3 separate regions of the Homo sapiens genome follow, and regions 1 and 3 are each linked to region 2. Evidence: chromatin contacts called from ENCODE Hi-C or POLR2A ChIA-PET data. All regions are on one chromosome and are shown on one strand. The core of a region is the stretch at or near the end of the contact, and the rest is flanking DNA. Distances in the headings are between cores, read along the strand shown.

Region 1 (3,508 bases), core at 205-2,704, 940 kb after region 2:
TAGGTGTTTCTTTTTTTTTTTTTTGAGATGAGTCTTGCTCTGTTGCCCAGGCTGGAGTGCAGTGGCGCGATCTCGGCTCACTGCAAGCTCCACCTCCCAGGTTCACGCCATTCTCCTTCCTCAGCCTCCCGAGTAGCTGGGACTACAGGCGCCCGCTACCGTGCCCGGCTAATTTTTTGTAATTTTTAGTAGAGACGGGGCTTCACCATTCACAGGATGGTCTTGATCTTCTGACCTTGTGATCTGCCTGCCTTGGCCTCCCAAAGTGCTGGGATTACAGGTGTGAGCTACCGCGCCCAGCCTCTCCTAGGTGTTTCTTTAAATGTAGATACCTGGGCCCTACCTGTGCCTTACAGACTCAGACGCAGGTAGTGGGTCTCAGGAACCTGCATTTTAACTTCCTCCTCTATGCATCATTTGAGAAGCATGGCTCAGATTCTGACACAGGAACTGCTTTAGTTAGGGCCTTCTGTTGTGTTTGAAGTGCTGTGTTCCTATTATAATGGATACTGATCTGGCTAACATTTAACAAGAATCACAGCCTTAATGAAAAACGTGGAAAACATTTATTTTCTTTTAAAAAATAATATTTTCTTTTGTTTTTGATAGAATCAAGTAGAAGTGGCCAGGCATGATGGCTTATGCTGTAATCCCAGCACTTTGGGAGGTTGAGGCAGGAGGATTGCTTGAGGCCAGGAGTTTGAGACCAGCCTGGGCAACATAATGAGACTTCATCTCTATAAAAAATAAACAAAAAATTAGCTGGGTATGATGGCACGTGCCTGTAGTCCCAGCTACTCAGGAAGCTGAGGTGGGAGGATCTCCTTGAGCCCCGGAGGTCAAGGCTGCAGTGAGCCAAGATCACACCACTGCACTTCAGCCTGGGAGACAAAGGGTAACCCTGTCTCAAAAAACATTTTTGTTAAAAAAAAAAAAAAAAAAAAAAAAGAGAGAAGAGTTCTTAATTGCTCCTGTGCTCCAGAAATTAAACTACTGGAAATCTCTTCTCTTGTTCTTGTCCCTAAAATGGAATTTGTGCCATAAGCTTTACTGCACTATGAACACTGAATATTTAAATCCCAGCTGTGCTATTACTAAATGGATGATTGTGGCTGAGTCACTTAACACCATACGTTTCCTCCTCTGTCAAATAGGGTTAATAATAGTCTCTGCCTTGTGGGGTGGTTGTGATGATTAACTGAAACAAGACATGTGGGGCACAGAACGTAGTGATTGCCATGTAGTAAGGGCTCAGCAAAAATTGGATTTTATAAATATTCTGGTATGGAAAATTAATTCTCCCACTGAAGGAAAAGCACAGAGAGAGAGTAAAAGAGGGACTACGATTGTGTACACAAACAGAAAATAACTTCAGATAAGCAGCAGAGTAGACTAGAACAAGTAGGCAGGAAGACAGTGTTTCACAACGTAGAGATCCTGCACATGGCAGGCCGGCCTATCTCCATCCGGCCCTGTGGTTTGGCTTGTTCGTCATTGCCCATGAGCCTCGGTCTTACTTGAAGGGGTGAGGAAGGTGATGGGTCCTGAGGGTGGTGCAGCTCCCTGGCCTGGACATCGGGGGTCGGTCTTCTGCTCGTGATACTCCTGCTCGCTGGCTTCATACTTCCCGCGTTACTTCCAGGGGTTACCAGCGTTTCCATCCAGTCATTTCACACACCTCATTGAACAATTTTCCAAGTGTTGGTTTGCTCTCTTCCTTACTACATATTAATGAGGTGTCCAAGACTGCTGTTCAGCACGTATCTAAAATGTTGTTTAACTACATCAGAAGGTAAATCTATAGCTGCTGAAGCGAACTAAAAAGCTGTGTCAATCTGGTGCAGTGGCTCACACCTGTAATCCCAGTGCTTTGGGAGGCTGAGGTGGGAGGATAGTTTGAGGCTAGGAGTTTGAGACCAGCATGGGCAACATAGAAAGACCCCCCCCCATCTCTACCAAAAATAAATAAATAAATAAAATTAGCTAAGTGTAGTGCCGTGCACCTTTAGTACCAGCTACTCGGGAGGCTGAGGCAGAGGATGTCACTTGGGCCCAGGTGGTCAAGGCTATAATTATGCCACTGGCTTCCAGCTTGTGCAACAGAGTGAGACCCTGTCTCTTAAAAACAAGCAACAAACAAAAAAGGCAGCTGCATTGATAATCAGTCAGGTAAAGCATCGTCATTTTCACTTTCAAAAAGTTGTTCTGAGTATTAAGTGTTAGCAAAGATGCTTTTCTCTCTGTAGTATTTTTAGCCTTAACAGTTTTCACTCTTAATTTCAGTGTGAGTGTGGTGTGTGTGGTGTCTGTGCGTGAGTGTGAGAGAGAGAGATGGGGAGGAGGAGGGAGAGTGAGAGCAGTGTTCTGATTGTAGAACACCCTCACAGGTAGAATTGTTATAACTTTCTAATTGCAGACCACTCTCATAGAAGATTCTTAAGGAAACCTCAGCCCACCTTCTGAAGGGATGAGACGAGTAGCATCTTCAAGTGAAATGCCCTCTGGGGTCTGAAGGTTCTAAAAAAAATCCTAGAAAACCAAGGAAGATGGTGAATTATGGAAGAACTACCCAGATGATTTTCAAAGCTGTAAATTAACAAGTGTGTCTGTTTTAGGAGGAGGGGGTGAAAAGTCTAGGGTGTGTGTGTGTGTTTTTCTTTCTTCTTTTCTCTGTTCACTTGCCAAAAACAAACAAAAATGACCTCACTTCAGACACAGGGATAAAAGCAGGAGGAAATTGCTATAGTTAGAACACTATAGGTTTTTTTTCCCCCTGTACTTTTTGGATACATATTTTTAAAAAAATAAATAGGATCACTTACTCTGGCCTAGCACAATTTCATCTAAAGTGTTTTGAAAGTTATAGTCTTAATTTTAGGGACAGAATAGGTTATCGTAAGGGGTGTGAGGGTTTTTAAATGCAAGGCATTTTCCAGGGGACTTTTAAAAATCAATACCAGGAAGCAAAATAAAAAATTTAAAAATCAAAACCCAGCAAGGCACGGTGGCTCACACCTGTAATCCTAGCACTTTGGGAGGCCAAGGCAGGCAGATTTCTTGAGCCCAGGAGTTCGAGACCAGCCTGGGCAAAATGGTGAGATCTCATTTCTACAAAAAAAAAAAAAAAAAAAAAAGCAAAACACACACACACACAACAAAATTAGCCATGCGTAGTGGCACACATCTGTAGTTCCAGCTACTCAGGAGGCTGAGACGAAAGTTGCAGTGAGCCAAGATTGCACCACTGCCCTGCAACCTGGGCAACAGAGTGAAACCTTGCCTCCAAAAAAAAAAAAAATGAAACTCAGTCCAAAATGACCAGAAATCTATGTAGTTAGCAGAGTAAATCTTACCCCTCCCTGCCCCCAACCCCCATTCAGGGTTTCCTTCCTTTCTTTTTCCTCCATTTGCCTCCATAGAGCATATCAACCCAATTTACACCTTCATGAGCTGTAACCTAGAGTCTTTGCTCTGCTTGGCAGAAGAGGAAGAGAAGATGCCACATACA
Region 2 (3,766 bases), core at 563-3,062:
GTTTTAGAACATTCTCCTTAAAATCTATTTGTTCAGGTTGTTTATTCTGCAATAAATCATTGAGCTATGCGTTTCATTTTGTACACACTTATGTATATTATACAATTTTAAAAGTTTAAGAAAGTCTATTGGTATACATTTTTTAAGAGTAAACTGTCCAACCATCAGGCAAAAAAAAAAAAAAATCACTAGATCTTTGGGTGAAAAATTGTTGAGGAGCAATATTCACACAGTGTCACAGTATCATGCCAAAGAACACTTTTTAATTAGAAAGGAAAAAAGGTATCTTTACAATGGAGAAACTGGTGGACACCACCTTAATCAAATAATCAAACAAATTCTGCAATGATGGGATAAATCAATGTAAAATGCTTCCTGATATATAATATAGATATACATATTAGATGTACCTATATATGCTGCAAAACATGTCTGGACTCTTGAAAACTATCAGTATCTTAAAAGACAAAAAAGGGGAGGAGAGGGCAGAACTGTTCTAGATTAAAAGGCAGTAAACAAGATATGGCCAGTAAATTGAATGCATGCTTTCTGAGATAGGGTCTCGCTCTGTCACCCCAGGCTGGAGCGCAAAAGCACAACCCACCTCAGCCTCCTGAGTAGCTGGGACTATGCTGGGACTATAGGAGCGCACCTCCACGACCGGCTAATTTATGTTTGTTTGTTTGTTTGTTTGTTTTGAGAGAAGGTTTTGCTCTATCACCCAGGCTGGAGTGCAGTGGCGCGATCTTGGCTCACGGCAGCTTCAACTTCTCGGGCGCAAGCGATCCACCCGCCTTGGCCTCCCAAAGTGCTGAGATTACAGGCGTGAGCCACCACGCCCCGCCTAATTTCTTTGATTTCTAGTAGAGATGAGGTCTCGCTATGTTTCCAAGGCTGGTCTCTAACTCCTGAACTCAAGCGATCCTCCCGCCTTGGACTCCCAAAGTTCTGGGCTTACAGGAGTGAGCCACTGCGCCAGCCCATCGATGCATGCTTTTTGACAGAATCCCAGATGAAGAGAAAGCAGCTTTAAAGGACAATTATGGAAATTTGCACATGGATTTTATATTAGGTAATATTTCCCAAATGTGGTAACTGCATTGTGGTCACACAGAATAATACTTAACTACTTATGGATTAAAAAGTAGAGGACAGCAATGCTCCGGGCACAAATAACTTGTTAGCTCCAGATCAGCATCTTAAAAAAATTACAAAAGCATAATGATATTTCTCTTCATAAAGAACAAAGTGAAGAAGAAAAAGACCACCGCTCTCCTCCCTTTGCATAATTTCTATATACGATTGTATAAACTAGGCAGAAACGTTCTTTGCCGGCACTCGTGTGCTCCACGTGGTGTGTGTCATGGATCATGTGTGTCATGGCACAATCTCATGCGGCATCTTTAACCTTGGGGCCTACGGTAAACAAAAGACCGAGGTGGGAGAAGAGGAAAGAAGGCCCAATTTCCATGGCATACAGGTGGGGGCCACCAGCTCCAGGTCAGCCTATTGTCGCTTCAGAAACAAACTTGTAGTTCCCTCCATATCTTCGCTCAGGACCTCCCCTCTCCCCGCTCCAACTTCCCCACCCCAACTCATTAATCCCATTCCTGAATGCACTGAGCTTCTGGAACGCCTCGGGACTCGCAACGCTTCCTGCTTCTTCCTAACTCTTGCAAATCAAGCCAGACTACCCTGCCCTCGCACTTACCACAGCGCCCGCCCCTTGGGGGCCGTTCGGGGTCGTATCTGCCATGGGGGCTCACACTAGCGTCTGCGACGCCGCAACCGCGAAGAGAGAAGAAAGGGGAGAGAAAACGTCAGCGCTGGGGCCAGGACCCGGGTACCGGCTTCCCTGCCTCGCGCCACACACAGGCCGGATGCACCCTGCCGGAACTCTGAGCCTCCACCAGGGAAGGGTCTCGCTCGCCTGGTGCAGCCGACTGGATCCAGGGCACCCGCAGCAGCCGGGAGGTACCTGTCCCGCACCGCCGAGATCAAAGCGGTGTTTCCAGAAAGACGGGAGCGAAGGTGGAGCTTCGGGGTGAAGCCCTAAAGAGCCAACCTACGCCGCCGGCTCCAGGTTATTGCCGAACCCGGAAGTGCTCCTTTCATTTCCGTGGGGAAGAGGCGGTGACAAAGAGGGGGAAACGGGAGCGGTGCCCAGAGGCATGACGGGAAGTGTGGTTTTTTTCTCCTAATTTGAGCCCCACCTGTCCTTCCGCCGATTGGCCCAGTGAGCTAAGAAATCAGGATGGGGGAGCAACTTTTGCATTAAATACAGCTCACAAATGATCTTTCCTGCCCATTCTCAAACCATGAAATTTCCGCACTTCCTGATATAGAGGCCTCAGAAACATCTTTGATTCCTTTCTCCAGGGGCTTACTAAGCCCGTTGGTTCTACGTCTATTATTAATTCTTTCAATAAGTATTTATGAGGCCTGCTATGTGACAGGCTCCATACTTGGCACGGCGGATAAAAAGAGGAATATGACACAGATTGCAAAAGAGAAACAAGTAAACGGAAATCAGAGCATAGTGATTGTGTAATATGTGTAGAGGCTGATTTAATCACAGGGAGCACAGAGGACGGTACCTAAATCAGAAGGGATCTGGGGAGGTTTCCTGGAAAAGGTAAGTCCGGGCCTTGATCTTGAACGACAAAAAGTTGGCTGAAAGTGTTACTGGTGTAGGGTGTCCAAGTTCTTGGCGTTTTGAACATAGAATTGGACAAAACGCACAAAGCAAGGAAAGAATAAAGCAACAAAAGCAGAGATTTGTTGAAAATGAAAGTACACTCCAGAGTGTGGGAGAGTGAGACAGCAGCTCAAGGGCCCTGGATACAGAGTCTTCTCGGGTCCAAATACCCCCTAGAGGTTTCCCATTGGCCACTTGGAGTTCACTTCATGTAAATGAAGTGGTGGCCCGCAATCAGTCTGAATGGTTGCGCAAAGCAACCAATCAGAGGCTGAAGAAGTTACAAAGTTACACTTCTATGCAAACGTCTGATTGGTTACAAAAAGCAACCAATCAGAGGTACTTTCAATTTCCCAAATCTGCGCAGAACAGGTTGGGGCTTGCAAAGGGAGTAGTATCTGGCCCTTTATTCACTTAAGCGTGGACAGTAAGGATTTTCCTTCAATTTAGTTCTAGGAAGTCAGCGAGAAAGGGCATTAGGTTCCCTACCGCCATACCATATTCTTCTGCCTTAAAACGGGAAGGGAACTCCATACAGAGTAACAGAAAGTGCAAGAAGTAACAGGACAGCGAGAGGACTAGTTGAGTGTGACCAGAATGATGGTACCAGTCAGGGGATTGTGAAAGATTTGCGCTAGAGAGGCAGGCAGGGGTGTACTGAGGAAAGGATCTGAACTTGACCCTGAAATCCAGAGAACCATGGAACAATTTTAATCAGAAGTGTGACATCCTGAGATTTAGAAAGTTCTCTCTGGCAACAGGGTGGAGGATGAACAGAGGGGCAAATTAAAAGTCAGGAAATTCGTTGTGAAGCCATTTATATATATATAAACTAAAAATAAAATCCTAAGTAAGGGGTCTGTCGACTGACTGGATAGATCCCTTTCTTGGCCAAGGGGACCCCAGCCATGATGGGACAGGAGATCAGACATGCCTCATTATACCCCCTCCCTTTTGTAGTTTAGACACAACTGACTAGCAACTACTTAGGCGTGGAAAGTTAGGGTTTTCCTTTCAAATTAGTTCTAGGAAGTCAGCCTATGTTTAACATGTTAATGTTACAATAAA
Region 3 (3,567 bases), core at 779-3,278, 720 kb after region 2:
CGCGGAAGTGTTTCCTGGGTGAGCGCGGCAGCGGGACCCGTTTCCGGAAGGCTGATTGCATCAGGTGTGGAGCAGGGCGCCTCCTCGGCCCAACCTGGCGGCCTCTGCGCCTGCGCGCGCCGCCCCGCCCCCCCCCCCCCCCCCCCCCCCGCCGCCGCGGACTCCACCGCGGGTTTTCCTCTCCGTCGGGAAGAGACCGACCTGGGAGGGGCAGGCTCCGCTCACCTACCCCGGACCCCCGAGAGAGAGCGGGGTGGCCAGGCCGGGTTCCGGGGATCTGAGGGGAGCTGTGAGGTCCGGGAATAGAGTGCCTTGGAAAGAGGACCCGTCTGCAAGGTTGGAGGCTGGTCGATCTCCGCTCCTGACGGGAATGGTGGTCTTGGGCTGGTTTCCTTGCCTCTTTGGCCTTGAAGATCACAGACTAAGAACCACAGGCTCTCCAGTTCAGAGAGCCTGTATTTTCCCCAAGAGGTCTACTGTGGCCCTCGACTGTCCTTGGTCCACGGACGTGTTAGGTGGATCTTGGGGTGCAGAGACTCAGTCCCAAGAGTAAACACTTTTCATGAATTTATAGGGATTTCTCTGTGACAGTATTGTTTTTATGTTGTAGGAAGGAGGGACATGATTGCTGGCCTCCAGCTCGGTCTGAGGGAGATAATTGTTAATTGGAGAGGTTATTGGAGTGCAAAAGTCAGAAACCACCTTCCACAAGGCAGCCCCCCTCCCATCCCTTCGTAACAACCTCACTGAGTCTGCATGAGGGTCCCTCTATACACTCTATTCGCACCTTGTGCATTTCCCTCCCAGCACTCTACCTGTTTGAAATAACCGTTTTGAGTGATTATTTGATAGGTGTCTGTCACCCGGCCGGACTATAAATTCCATGAAAGCAGGGGCCTGGGCTTTTAAATTCACCACTATCCTCAGGCCTAGTACAAGACCTCGTGGATCCTTAATAAACTCATGTAGGAAAGAATAAAGTAATGCCCACCCCACTGCATAGAGTCCTCATAGGAAGAATCACGTGAGTTTTTAATTCGAGATCCTTGGTAGGACTGTGTGTGTGTGTGTGTATGGGTAGGGTTCTCTAAAGTGTATAGTCCTCACACCAGCAGCATCAGCATCCCATGGGAACTTGTTAGATATACAGATGCTTGGGCCCCACCACATATCTACCCATTCAGAGACACAGATTGGGACTCAGGGATTTGTACTTCAGCAAACCCTCCAGGCGATTCTGATCCAGGCTCCAGTTTGACAACCGCTGCCCTGGTGAAGAGCAATCCTAAGGATACTTTGGGGATGTCATTCACAGCGTCTGGGGCAGAGCACGGTTTACCGTTTACTGAGACTCGACTCTTATCAGGGCTTTGTTTGCACGCTTACAATTAGAGTTATAGATAATATTATTGGCAATGGAAAGGAAAACCTCCTTTTCCTCTCCGGCAGTTGTATCTCTCCCCTGATATTATCTTGTGATTTCCGGATCAAAGAAGAGTGTGTGTGCGGCATATGCCTGGGGGTGGGGATAGGAGGTAGAAGGAAGGAGAAGGTGTCGCCTACAACTTGCAGTTAGCCTGGGTGGGTGTGGGCAGCTCTCCTGTGGGGACATTTTCCTATTGCAAGGGAATGCTGGCGTGTGGGAGAAAAGCCAGGGCTAAGGTAACCCAACTGCCTTTTGGTGCAGACAGACACCAGCCACACGGAGGGGATACCCGGGCTGCACTGCACGTCCTGCCTTTGGGTCTTACTGGGGGACCCATTGCCTCCCTGCGTGTTCCCAGGCGATTGGGGAGGGTGCCTCCCGCAGGCCCTGCCGCCTCCACCTGCAGGGGTCGCCCTGGGAGCGCGGCCCGCCTCCTTCTGCCCGGCCCCCACCCCCCGGCCCCGCCTTTCTCCCATTCGGCCCCCTCCCCGCCGGGTCCCTCCAGCCTTCCCTCGCGCAGCCGCTGCCAAAGCCTGGAGAAGTGGAATCTCGTCAGCGCCGCTCCCTGCGCGGGACTCGCGGAACGGCACTGAGCATGCTCAGTTGCCGGAGCCCGTTCTGGTCTCAAGTAGGAAGCTAGTGCGCTGTAACCGCATCTGATCTGGGCGCTCCGGGAAGGGCGAGACTGGAGCAGAGCCGCTGGGCGCCGGAGCCGAGGCGAGCGCCGCGCGCACCACTGGTGAGCCCAGCTTTCTTCCTTGCCTTTGCCCCGGATTCCGGGGCAGCACGAGAGTGCTGGGGAAACACCCGGGTAGCGGCAGCAGCGTGCGGCGAGCGGCTGCGGGTTCCCCCGGCGGCTTCTCCTCTGCTCCCGGCCCCGGGGCTCCGCGGCCACTGCTGCCCGCTCAGCCGCAGCCACACCTGCAGCAGCTGCCGCGGCATCTGCAGCGGGGCGCCTGCTGCGGAGTCCCGTGCGCCCTGCGCCCGCGCCGCAGGGCCAGTGGCACGGCGACTGCGGGCTCACTCTCCTTGACTTCCATCCCTCCCGCTTCCCGGCGCCCTCTTTCCCTCAGCAGCCCCGGCTTGGCAGGGCCTGGGGCGGGGGAGACCGGGTTGGAGGCGGTGCGCCCGGGTGGGGACTGCAGAGGGGAAAAGTGAGGGTGGGCGCCTGCGGGAAGAGCGCACACCCCCTTGTCCTGGCACCGGCCTCCGCTGTGCCGCTCGGCTGTCTCTCCTGGGCGGCAGCGCGCTCCTGCCGGGGAGTTGGAGCCGGGGTTGGCTTCTCCACGAGGGGTTCAGAGGCCAGCCCATGAGACATGAAAGGGGGGAAAAGTTCCTTTTCCCCCTCGGTGGCAGAGAGAGCGTTTAACTAGAAAATGGCTGTGCATAGGGGACCGACTCCAGGAAACTGGCCACTGGGACCCGAAAGCCCCTGCGCTGCCCACCGGGCGGAATGGAGGGTGGTACGCTAGAAATGACATTTGTGCGGCGAGAACAGAGCTGGACGGAGGGAAGGATGCTGAGACCCATAGAAACAATGAAAGGTGGTCTTCACGTCGGTGAAGTGGTGTAGACTACGGGTTCGGGGCAAACAGCCGAGGGAGCATGGGACTAGAATTCAAAAAAATAAATTAATTTGGATAAATCATATGTGGAGTTGTCACCGACCGTTCTGTAGTCAAGTTCTGCGCGGTTTTAGAGCCACGACTGTCACAGACGTTTTTGGATGGATTGAGTGGTTGAGGAGGGTTAAAATTGAGAGGAGAATAAGGTCAGTGTCGGAAGCTCCAACTGGGCTCTCGGAGGGGACAGTTTGTTTAAGTCCCTCAGTCACTGGCTTTACATTGTGTCTAATTACTTACGTGAAATACCCAAAGGATTATCATAAAATGATGCCATCGGTGGTGTTTGAATTCCAAGGAATGAGGAAACTTTGTGAGGTTGGCATGGGTTTATCATTTGTTTTAATATTTCACTGATTTAAAAAAAACAAACACAATGGCAGTTTGATCTGTTGTTTCTGGAGTTTACTCTCTTAAATCTTGCTTTTTTTTTTTTTCTTGTCATGGTTTCAGATTTAAAATCTTGTCCCCAAATGGCCATAATAATGCAGAGTATTAGAATTTGTGTGGCTGGCCTTT

What was found. Hi-C counts contacts between places; a loop is a spot of excess contacts on that map. ChIA-PET counts read pairs that join two places held with the same protein, here RNA polymerase II (POLR2A). Pooled maps may share reads with other maps.
Region 1: a pooled map shows a loop between it and region 2 (9-fold over the local background). The contact joins the enhancer-like site here to the promoter of TMEM33 in region 2. A Hi-C loop is called at or near these places in 2 of 37 single-sample maps with no recorded cell type and 4 of 50 pooled maps.
Region 3: a pooled map shows a loop between it and region 2 (7-fold over the local background). The contact joins the promoter of APBB2 here to the promoter of TMEM33 in region 2. A Hi-C loop is called at or near these places in 1 of 37 single-sample maps with no recorded cell type and 7 of 50 pooled maps. POLR2A ChIA-PET finds 5 or more read pairs at or near these places in 2 of 52 experiments (A549 and BJ).

The regions. Positions count from the first base shown.
Region 1 is chr4:40,990,802-40,994,309 of GRCh38, reverse strand. All of the region lies in intron 6 of APBB2 (amyloid beta precursor protein binding family B member 2), which reads left to right. Among named protein-coding and RNA genes, the nearest start is that of APBB2, 220 kb to the left of the region's middle. RefSeq lists a silencer at 3,128-3,197. Within about 2 kb of position 1,454, at least 9 of the 41 ENCODE cell types and tissues checked have a DNase peak (open chromatin) inside an H3K27ac peak, as active enhancers do.
Region 2 is chr4:41,933,475-41,937,240 of GRCh38, reverse strand. TMEM33 (transmembrane protein 33) reads right to left here and starts at 1,812. Exons shown (of 7, transcript NM_018126.3): 1 at 1,712-1,812. The coding sequence starts at 1,756. LOC105374426 (a long non-coding RNA gene) reads left to right here and starts at 2,566. Exons shown (of 3, transcript NR_188374.1): 1 at 2,566-2,635. RefSeq lists enhancers at 1,423-1,492, 1,503-1,552, 1,793-1,972.
Region 3 is chr4:41,213,003-41,216,569 of GRCh38, reverse strand. APBB2 (amyloid beta precursor protein binding family B member 2) reads left to right here and starts at 2,028. Exons shown (of 18, transcript NM_004307.2): 1 at 2,028-2,165. RefSeq lists an enhancer at 1-88 and silencers at 97-146, 1,764-1,933, 2,344-2,653.